Regions from separate parts of the Homo sapiens genome. Here region 1 is linked to region 2. A link is a loop called in an ENCODE intact Hi-C map of the cell type or tissue named here. Cell type or tissue: HepG2. All regions are shown on one strand. Each heading gives the region's core, and the rest is flanking DNA. Links, peaks and the distances in the headings are about the cores only.

Region 1 (5,380 bases), core at 222-5,221, 140 kb after region 2:
GTCTCATGCTCCCTCTACAGCTGACGAAACAGGTAGGTTGAGCCACTTCATGAGTAAGGACACGGCCAGCCATCACACTGAGGGCCTACTCCAAGGCCGCACCTGCTTCCTCCTGTCACCAAGGGCCCAGGCCCCTTCACGGCTGCCCTAGAGCCACGGACACCAAGGGGGCATCTACTCGTATTAGTGCTGCCAAGGTGTACGGCTCCAAACTTCTGTTCATGCCCTCCCAACCCCCAAAACACCCTCTCCCGCTGACCTCCATCTATCAGCACGCTCTCATAAAGCCTAGACTGGATGGTCACCCCTCAGGGGAAGTGGAACACAGCCGTGGCCTGGCCCCACTCCTTGACGGACGGGTCGTCGTGCCTTCTGTCCTACCGTTCGAAAGCCTTGAGGGCCAGAGCTGAGCTCCACACACAGTTTGCCCTCCGAGGCCCCACTGCTGCGAGGCAGGCCCTAGACGGTCCTCAGGAAACTGCGTGTTCTACATGTTACCAAATCGCACTACCATTCACCAGATACATGTGACCAACTTGAGTGTCATTTTCCGGGGCTTCAAAGCAGGCAGTCTTTGTGTGAGTAAATATTGAGCCAATGCTAAGAGTAAAATGAGCTATTAAGTTCTATTTGCTACTTTCATCCCCAGGCTCATAACAGAGCGTAAGCTAAACAAAGAAAAACAGCACTCCGCTGGACAGAATGATATTCAGCAGGTAGACTCATTTCTGTAGGCACTTCTCACATCAGTGATTTGCTTCTCCAACATTGGCAAATATTTGCCACTTACGTCTTTCATGTAATGTGAAGAAAGTACATTCCACTGTCTTCCAAAGCTATCTTAACTGCCTTATAAAAACAGGCAATTTACTGGCGATGTTTTCTCTTGCTACTAAATACAAATGCAGTCATCGTTTAACTTTGAAAGCTCTGCATTTAGCTTTTTGGTTTTAGATTTGATATTTACATAGAATTATAAAGAAAGAAAAAAACCCACAGTCCCCTCAACCTAACAAAATACTTGATTTTTACGTGCTAAAATCTAGCCCTACATACTCCCATCTTCCTACAAGTCTTGAAAGCTTTACTTTTAAGTGTGATTTTAATTTCCAAAAGTTGGTTCAATTACAAAGTCCTCCAGAATGCTCCAGGTGGGTACTCAGAGCCTGACCCAGCACAGGGTTCCCATCAGGCAAATCTTGCTTTCACCAGCTGTCTCTCCTCCACCTGCCTACTGCTGGAAACCACAGGACACAACCAGGAAAACATCTGTAAGTCCTTGACTCGTCAATGACCACAAAAGTGACCATATACGTCAATAGCACAAAAATCAAGTGAGAAGATAAAAAGGCCAGTTCAAATGAACGTAACAACAACCATAAAAATAACTAACATTTTTGAGTGTTTAGTATGTGCTAGGCACTCTGTTAAGCATGTCATATGTACTATCTCATTTAAACTGCAAAATGAGCACCGCTTTCATCATGTCTATCACGCAAACAAGAACTCTGAGAGCAGGATCATCACCAAGCTGGCTCAAGGTCACGTGGCGAGTAACCAGTGGAGCCAGCTCTCCACACAGGCAGCCCGGCTCCAGGACCCACTCTCCCAGGTGCAACGTGGTTCTGAATCTCCACACCACCCTGGAGGCAGGAGAGCCAGCAGAGAAGGGGCACTGGCATGCTAGAAGAGGAAGTGGCCAAGATGGGTACGTCAACTACAAGACTAGACTCCCGTAAGCACGATCTACCTTTATCTCCTGTCTTGGTGGGTGACACCTCCACACCTGGTGCTCTAGGCGAACTCACAGACCCATCCCCCACACTGCCTTCTCGCCTCACCCATGGCTAGGGATGCTCTGTGTCACCATCACAGAAGGAGGTTCAGGCGCCTGAAGAAACGTTCTCAAGTTGTTTGTAATAATAGCAAGTTAGGAATAACCCGCTGCCCAACCGCAGGGGCTGGTGCAGTCAAGTCGGGGGAAATCCATAGGATGGCATGTTACAGGGCACTCTAAAGACTAAGGCGGTTCTCCACGTACGCCATGGGAAAATGTATCATTCCCTTAAAAAGTGAGGTGCACAACTGCCTTGCCGTGCAAGGGGACAAAGAAATACACTGTAGAAATGCACAGACCCCAGAGCATCTCTCTACAGAGCACTTCATCACCAAAGGAAAAAGGGGAGCTCTTCAGTGGAAAGAGCTGGCAGACGCCACCTCAACCAAGTGATCGGAGTCCACATCTTCAACGTGAGGACCCACCAGCACCACGTGCCCCCGCTGTGATGACCAAGGAGAACACGAATCCCTTCAGTGATGTTCCTGCCAAAAATTATCAATCAGAATCTCATTGTGGGCAAACATCAGACAAGCACAAACCAAGGGACATCCCACAAAATCACTGGCCCGTGCTCTGCTAAAGTGTCAAGATGGAAATGCAGAGACCGGCAAAGCTGCTGCGCCAGGTTAGTGGAGAAGACAGAGGCGTGACATCCAAATGGAACGCATGGTCCCCACTGGAGTCTGGACTAAGAAAAAAGAGGGAAAGGACATTACTGGGACAACTGGCAGAATGTGACTATGGACTGTGGATGAAAATAATACAAGTGTTAAAATAGTACTGTGTCAACGTTAAATTTCCTGATTGTGACCCCTGTGCTGTGATGATACTGAGGGAATGTCTTTGTGCTTAGGAAATATGCAGCGAAGGTTTCAGAGGTAAAGGGATATATCTCCAACTGACTCTCAAATGGTTCAGGAAAAAAATGTATATATACACACAAAAACAGGCACACACATGCAGAATGGTAATGGGCAAACGTAAACAATTGGTGATTCTGGGTACAGAGCATATGGGAGTTGTTGGCACTATTCATGCCAACTGTTCTGCAAGTTTGAATTGCATCAACACGAAACGTTTAAAACAACAGATGCATGGGCCATCGCTGGAAGGAGACACCTCGAGCTGTGGAAAGGAAGGGAAGGTGGGGGCTGGGACAGGCCTCATTTTCACATACACCCTGCTGTGCTGTGTCATGTTATAACACATGCAAGTGTTGCTGTTTCAAAAAAAAACAAACATAAGGAAGAAACAACCACCCACTCTGAGAACTCTACTCAGAGCTGTGTCCTTCTAGCCAGGAGACCTTCCAAGAGCCCTCCCCCGCCTCGAGAACACAGCTTCAGCCATGCCCTTTGAACCGCTGCTTCTGCCCGGAAACCCTCTCCCTGCCCTGGGCTTGAGCGTGAAGGCCCGGCTGCTGCAAGCTCCTATATGGCCCCTGCATGGCTCCTGCGTGGCTCCTGGCGGCCCATCCGCGTGCGCCACTCGCCACCTCCTGGCCAAGCCAGGCGTTGCACCTCTGGCTCTTAGAGTGCCACAGTGACACCAGTCATAACTGTGTGATACAGGTTTGTCCCCTCAATGAAGCAATCTCATGACCAAGGCCACATTCCGGTCCTCCCGAGAGCTCCAGCGTCTAGCAAACACCTAGCCAGAGTGGCACTCCACAAAGATGAGATAGGGAAAGGAAGGACGTGGATTCAGCAGGAATTCCACCAGAGGAACTGAAAGCAAGTGCGTTCCACAGAGCCTGGCCACGGCAGTCCACATGGGCACTGCGTGTGCCTGGAAGCAACTCGCGCAGGAAGAGTCACACTGGTGACTGTGCTCTGCCCTGTGGGCCTGCCCCTCTGCCCCAGCCTCACCCCTGCCCCCTTGCAGGGCTCACAGCCTGTCACCCTCTGATGACTGCAAGCCCCATGGTAGGAAAGTACAAAACCAGCAGATTGAGTTGATGGTCACCAGCGCTGTGCCCCCATGAGCCACTGTCTTCAGAATACTGTCAAGAACAAGGATGTCCACCTGGCCAGCCTCGAAGGGCTCACCAAGGGCAGCAATAATAAAGAGTGCAAATGGGACAACAGGAAAACAGAATGGGCCAGGCGTGGTGGATCACGCCTTAAGCCCAGTGCTTTGTGAGGCTGAGGCAGGAGGATCTCTTAAGCCTAGGAGTTCAAGACCAGCCTGGGCAACACAGGCAGACCCGTATCTGTAGAAAAAATTGTTTAAAAAATCTGGTGAGCATGGTGGCACAATCCTGTAGTCCCACATACTCAGGAAGCTGAGGCAGGAGGATTGCTTGAGCCCAGGAATTCCAGGTTGCAGTGAGCTATGATCACACCACTGCACTCCAGCCAGGCAACAGAGTAAGACCTTGTCTCAAATTTTAAAAAAAGAAAACAAAAAGGAACGCAAAATACATTTTCAAATTGCATGGGAAAAACATTAACAAAACTTGTCTAAAGCACAAATTGCTACTACCTTAGTGACTGACTTGAAAATATTACATGAAAACATCACCTTCCTGCAAGGCAAATTACACACGGACGCGTGTGCATTACATAAGCATACATAGAATCCTTTAAGATGTGATCTATTTCAGAAACAGCAAGAAATGTCTGTGTGTGTCCTCCAGAGGGCAGGGTGCTTACCAAGGTCCGTGTTGGGGCCGGCAAGCAGCTGCTTGAACTTGTCGAGCCGGGAGGCCTCTCTTTCGCTCAGCGCTGAGCTGCTGAGAGTGCTGGGGTCAGATGTGCCACCCAGCGTGACGGTGGCCGAGTGTGGGAGAGACTGGGACCTCTGCAGAGGGGCGGCATCGCTGGCACTTTCTGCAGGGGTGAGAGAATGGGGGTGAGGGTGAGGGCGCTCCTCCCGACTACACGTTCCTCCTTGCTGTGCCACTGTCCCTTTGTGAATGCTGATGGGTCCCTTCTTCCCATCACTCAGCAGTGGGGACCTTGGTTTCTTGAGCAATAACATGGAACTGACACCTTTGAAATTCACTCGCTTCACTGGCAGAGTATTATTCACCAACAAAATGGACCACCTTGCATAAAAGCAACACAATGACAGCCAGAAAACTCCAGGGCCCCTCGGGCTGTGTGGAGGTCAGGCTCCCACCAGTGCCTGGGGTGGCAGATCAGGGCCTGCCCAGGTGACATGACCCAGAGGGTCTGTGTAGGACGGTGCCCTCGGGTCAGCCAGGCCTGAGTGCGGAGGGCAAGCCCGTGAGTTACCATGAGGGAAAGGAGAAAGCCTGCAGAGGTGCTGAGGACAGAAGGCAACAGTGGGGACACAGCAGGAACCAGGGCGCTGCGAGGGCTCTCACCTGCCATCTCAAGAGCGTGCCCAACCCCGCCACCTGCCTGGCCCTCCTGGGTCTCACCAGTGCCCTGGGAGGAAGGTCCCACAGGGACCCTCATCCCAAGGAAACAAAGGAAGCCAGACAGGTGAGGGATGGCACCTTCCCAGACCCCACCACAGGCAGTGACCGCAGTGGCACTAGAGTACAAGCTGCCCGCCCTCCCTCCCGCCCTC
Region 2 (5,380 bases), core at 326-5,325:
CTGATTCATTTAATAATGGTGAAATGTCTTCCTCTGCCAATTTTCCTGTCATTGCTATTACAAGTGAAAAATAAAAAATTCTAAATTCTCTGTGCTTAATGAAAGCTAAAAGAAAAACAGACTTCAAAAATGGTGTCTCCAGATTGTTTTCACACCTTTTTGGAAGATAATGCAATCATATGGGTAACATAGTAAGAAAATTCAAGGATCATATAAAAGATATGGTTTATTCCACTATCACATGATTCTTGATGCCATCTCTTATTCTCCCATTCTATTATTTTAGTCCATTTCTACCATAGTGAGAAATAACTGGCCAGCTGTGGTGGCTCACGCCTGTAATCCCAGCATTTTGGGAGGCTGAGGCAGGGGGATCACCTCAGGTCGGGAGTTCGAGACCAGCCTGGCCAACATGGTGAAACCCCATCTCTACTAAAAATACAAAAATTAGCCAGGCATGGTGGCAGGTGCCTGTAATCCCAGCTACCCTGCAGGCTGAGGCAGGAGAATTGCTTGAACCCGGGAGGTGGAGGATGCAGTAAGCTGAGATTGTGCCACTGCACTCCAGCCTGGGCAACAGAGCAAGACTCCACCTCAAAAAAAAAAAAAAGAGAGAAATAACTGATTAATAATGATAAAATAATATCAAGAAAGAGAAAACAGCAAAATGTTTCCAGATAAAGATAAAAAAAAATACCATTAAGATGTGATCATGCAGCCATGCACTGCTTAACAGGGACACATTCTGAGAAATGCATCACTCGTCTATTTCATCGTTAACATCACAGAGTGCACTTACACACACCTAGAGCGAAGCCTACTGCACACCTAGGCTATATGGTATAGCCTGTTGCTCCTGGGCCACAAACCTGTGCAGCGTGTTACTGTAGTGAATACTGCGGGCAAATGAACACAAAGGTCAGTTTTTGTGTATCGAAACATATCTAAACACAGAAAAGGTACACTACAGATAAAGTAGTGAAGACAAAAAACTGTACACCTGTCTAAGGCATTTACCATGAGTGGGGCGTGCAGGACTGGAAGTTGCTCTGGGTGAGTCAGTGAGTGAGTGCTGAGTGGCTGCGAGGCCTGGGACATTACAGTGCACAGCTGGAGACTTCACGAGCACTGTGCACTTAGGCCACACGACATTTATTATTATTAATTTCCTTCATCAGTAATAAATGAACTTTAGTTAATGTACCTTTTTTACTTTATTAACTTTTTAACTTGACTTTTTTATAATAATACTTAGTTTAAAACTCAGATACATTGTACAGCTGTACCAAAATTATTTTTTCTTCATTTTCTTATTCTATAAGCTTTTTTCTGTCTTTAATTTTTTTTTTTACTTTTTCAACTTTTTTGTTAAATGCTAAGATACAAACACACACATTAGCCTAGGCCTACACAGGGTCAGGATCATTCATATCACAGGATCATCAATATCACATTAATTCCACCTCCACACCTTGTCCCACTGGAAGGTCTTCAGGGACAACAGCACACAGGGAGCTATCGTCTCCTCTGATAACTATGCCTTCTTCTGGATACCTCCTGAAAGACCAGCCTGAGGCTGTTTTACAGTTAACTTTTTTTTTAAATAACTTTTTTTTTAGAAGTATTACATTCTAAAATAACGATTATAGTATACTAAGCACTTAAACCAGTAACACAGTCATTTACTATCATGATCAAGTATTATGAACTGCATTTCTTACAGACCGGCAGTGCAGTAGGTTTGTTGACACCAGCATCAGCACAAACACGTGGTTAATGCATGCTGCTAAGACATTACAATGGCCATGATGTCACCAGGTGAGAGGAATTCTCCAGCTCGCACACAGTTCTGTGGTATACGCCATCCAGTGTTGACAGAAACGTCATTATGTGGCGCAGAACTGTATATCCTGGATTCCCCACAGATGCGGTGGGTCCATGTGGTAACTGCAGGCTAGAATGCATTTTCTTCTATTTTTTAAAAATAAGATTTTCTCCTTGTTCTTTGAAGAACAGGATAAAAATCACAAAACATCAATCCTTATAAAATAGTTTGAAATGTTCAAACATCCTAAAATGGACACGAGATTATGCCTTTCTTCAAAACAAAAGCAAAGCGCAGAGCATACCTGTGCCGGAATGCAAATCCCTGCGGCCCTCCTCAGGAGACCACAGAAGAACCCTATCTGTCACTGCCCCCCACAAAAAAGCCAAGCATGATGACTGTCAGCTGAAAACATTAATCTCAAGAACAGCTGTACACTTAGAGATTTTGAAACAATTTTCAGTCCCCAAGACTAGTCTCATTCGTTTATTTTTGTGAGTTTGCTTTTTGGTGAGTAGTTTTGTTTTTACTTTGAGTTAAAAACTTTAAAACTGCTGCAGACTAGGTCAGTGTGGCTTACGAAGAGCAGGGTAAATACTGCTCCTTGCCAGCCTGGTAAATACTCAAGAATAACTTTCTGCCCTACTGGGCTGTGTGTCCTCGCAGAGTGAGGCTCCCGTTCACACCTGATTCTTTTGTTCAGGGCTCCATTGCAGAGCCTGAGCGGTTAACTGACAGCCCTTGTCCAGAATCCGACAGAAAGATCCATAATTACCATGAGTCTGTCTCACGCTCCGCTTGTCAGGCTGTCCGCCAAAATTGTTTGGTAATGGAGATCATCAAAGGAGGATGGGAATGCCGGCCCTGGCCCCAGGCCCCAGCGGGCACAGTTCATTAAAGAGATGTGCTATGTACTGTTTGGGGCACTGCCTGTATATTCTGAGTTGCTTCTGGAGGAATCCTGAAAGCTCCCCAGCAGGGAGGCTGTGCGGGGAGCCACGAGGGCATGCAGAACCACGAGGAGCCTGGCCCCAGGACGAGGGCGTGCAGAACTGCGAGGAGCCTGGCCCCAGGAAGAGGGCGTGCAGAACCGCGAGGAGCCTGGCCCCAGGAGGACCCACCACACTGAGGCTCCCAGGCCTCACCCAATCACAGCGCAAAGGCAACAAGTCCCTACAGCCATCACAGGTGAGGGGACAACTCAAGGAAAGAACCATGAGTGTCAAGGTGACCAGCACATGCCCGGCACCCTCTGGCACCTAATAAATTCTCCACTAAGGTGGAACAGTGCTGAGGATGAGGCACTCAGAGCCTGGCATTAACTCAAAAGCTGATGAGGACAGAATAATCCAATGCTGACAGTGATCAAGTGACAGCAAACAGTTGCATAAGCACAGCGCTTCAGAGTTCAGAGGAGGGGCCAGGAGACAGCACAACAGCAAAGGCTACAGAGTCATGGGTTCAGAGTTCAGAGGAGGGGCCAGGAGACAGCGCGACAGCAAAGGCTACAGAGACACGGGGTCAGAGTTCAGAGGAGGGGCCAGGAGACAGCACAACAGCAAAGGCTACAGAGACATGGGTTCAGAGTTCAGAGGAGGGCCCAGGAGACAGCGCGACAGCAAAGGCTACAGAGACACGGGCATCTTTGAGGAAGAGAATGGGATAGAAGGACAGGGAGGAAGTCTAACTGGTTCCAGCCCACAGACGGCCCATAGCACAGCAGCAGAGCCGCCTGGGGAAGTGACCGCTGCAAGACTCCTAGACTCGGAAAGGAGGGGGGCGAGACGGAATCACAGGGAGAAATGTCACCCAAACTTCGAGCTTTGAATCCATTTAATGACTGGTCATTTTCCAAGAACTTTCTGAAGCTTCATGGTTTCTAACTGTATTTTCAAACTGCCCATACGGCCCTTGTGACAGGGGCTGCGGGGGAGTGGGGGTGCATCTGAATTCACTGTGCGAACTCAGTAACCCAGAGGCAACTTCAGGATTATAATTTTTTTGACTCACTTTTTAACAAGAATTCCCATTTTTTCTCATGTACTCCAGGATATCACTTAGAGTCCTGAATGTTCAACCAAAGTTTCTAATTTGCTGAAATACAGGGGCTTCGTCCCAGCCCTCTGAATGTGAGCTACAGGAGAGAAGGTGCTAATGTTGGACTCTACTCTGCTTGGCTGACATCAGAGGTAATATTACTTGTACCTTCTTAAGGCCACTTTCGAAACCTACTGATGCCTTCATTGCTTGGGGAGTCATATCAGTGACCAGCTGTGCCTGACACACAGATGACTCACCCTGAAAACCTGCATGATGAGACACTCAGAGGAAGCCCAGCACACCCAGGCCCCTATTGAACAGAAAATCAAGTTAACTGAAACCACCAAACCTCTAACCATGATATCAAACAGCTTTCTAAAGGAGACTCACCTCCCCTCCCCACCCTCTCCCTTCACCAGGCAAGCTGGCCTTGTGAAAACGCTGTGGCCACCACACGCTGATGGCCCCTGAGCCCAGGGAGGGCCCCTGGACAGGCGAAGGGTGGGCAGACCATATTTCACATGAGCTGCTCCCTCTCCAGCAGCGTAACACCAACACTCGAGGCAACGCTGAGCGGGGGCGGCACGCATTGCCCTGCACTGAACCAGAGAGGAGACAGACTTAGAGCAGACCCTTCCTGGAAGTGGGTGACGTGTCCCCGGGCTAGAGCATGGACGCGCCTCACCCTCAGGACTCCATCACTACTGCCAAGGGACTGCAATGGCAGAGTCCTTGCCGTCTTATGAAGTGAGTCCTAAAAAAGAAGAGTCTTCCCCAAGAGTAGTATAGACGATTTGGGGGATGGTGAGAGACTCCTGCTCTCTCTGGCAAGTGAAAGGAGCTGCAATTTGCTGACAGCCAACTGCACACTGGAGTCTTTAACTTTCCTAACAACCCTCCAAGATACTCACTACTCCCACTGGCCCGAGTTTACGGCACTGAGAAAGGGTGCGTGCCCACGCGTACCACACACCCCAGAGCACGAAGGCTGAGAATGTAACCGAGGTTTCCAGGACTCCAAAGCCCAGTGCCTTCTGCTACGCACTTGAGTGTCTCCACTTTTGATAAACACATAACTCTCATGTCCTTTTTCCCTGGTACTTAAAATTTCAAGGTAAAGTAGATTCCTTAGTTATCTGCAAAGAGAAAATTTAATTTTGATCATGAAAACTACAAATCCTTACTTGGATCATGAGAAATAAAAAGTCTGCAAACTCACCCATTCACTGGGTCAAAAAGCCTTGCCTGTGCCATTTTGTTTTTCCTTTCGAGAAGATAAAGATGGCAAGAAAAGCAAATAGAAAAAAGAAAATATTAAAAGGCACATATCAAATATAAACTCCCACACCCCACAAAGTGGGAGTCCAGCTTTCTCAAGTGTGAAAAGGCTAAACGCTGGAGACCACCTGGCCACACAGCCTCAACTCAGCCTGGCTCATCCCCACACCCCTGTCCCCACCTCTGCTTCCTCTCACACTAAAGCTGTGTTTCCCAAGACCAGAACCAAGCCACGTG

The links. A loop is a pair of places that touch in the nucleus more often than their neighbours do. Peaks named below come from ENCODE experiments on the same cell type or tissue, not always from the same donor. Only the 100,000 strongest peaks of a DNase experiment are listed, where the experiment ranks them.
Region 1: a loop joins it to region 2, with 5 times the contacts of the local background. A loop is called at or near these places in 1 of 110 quality-filtered maps.

What each region holds. Positions count from the first base shown.
Region 1 is chr22:46,796,735-46,802,114 of GRCh38, reverse strand. It overlaps TBC1D22A (TBC1 domain family member 22A), which reads right to left. Exons shown (of 13, transcript NM_014346.5): 4 at 4,495-4,671. Among named protein-coding and RNA genes, the nearest start is that of TBC1D22A, 37 kb to the right of the region's middle. RefSeq lists an enhancer at 3,298-3,798. In HepG2, for the core only: a CTCF peak has its summit at 3,336 (motif pointing left); DNase peaks (open chromatin) are centred at 594 and 3,404.
Region 2 is chr22:46,933,820-46,939,199 of GRCh38, reverse strand. The region is part of intron 8 of TBC1D22A (TBC1 domain family member 22A); the gene reads right to left. Among named protein-coding and RNA genes, the nearest start is that of TBC1D22A-AS1, 20 kb to the right of the region's middle. RefSeq lists enhancers at 2,780-3,345, 3,712-4,911. In HepG2, for the core only: no CTCF peak of the experiment used is centred there; DNase peaks (open chromatin) are centred at 2,669, 3,299 and 4,099; H3K4me3 peaks cover 2,454 bases.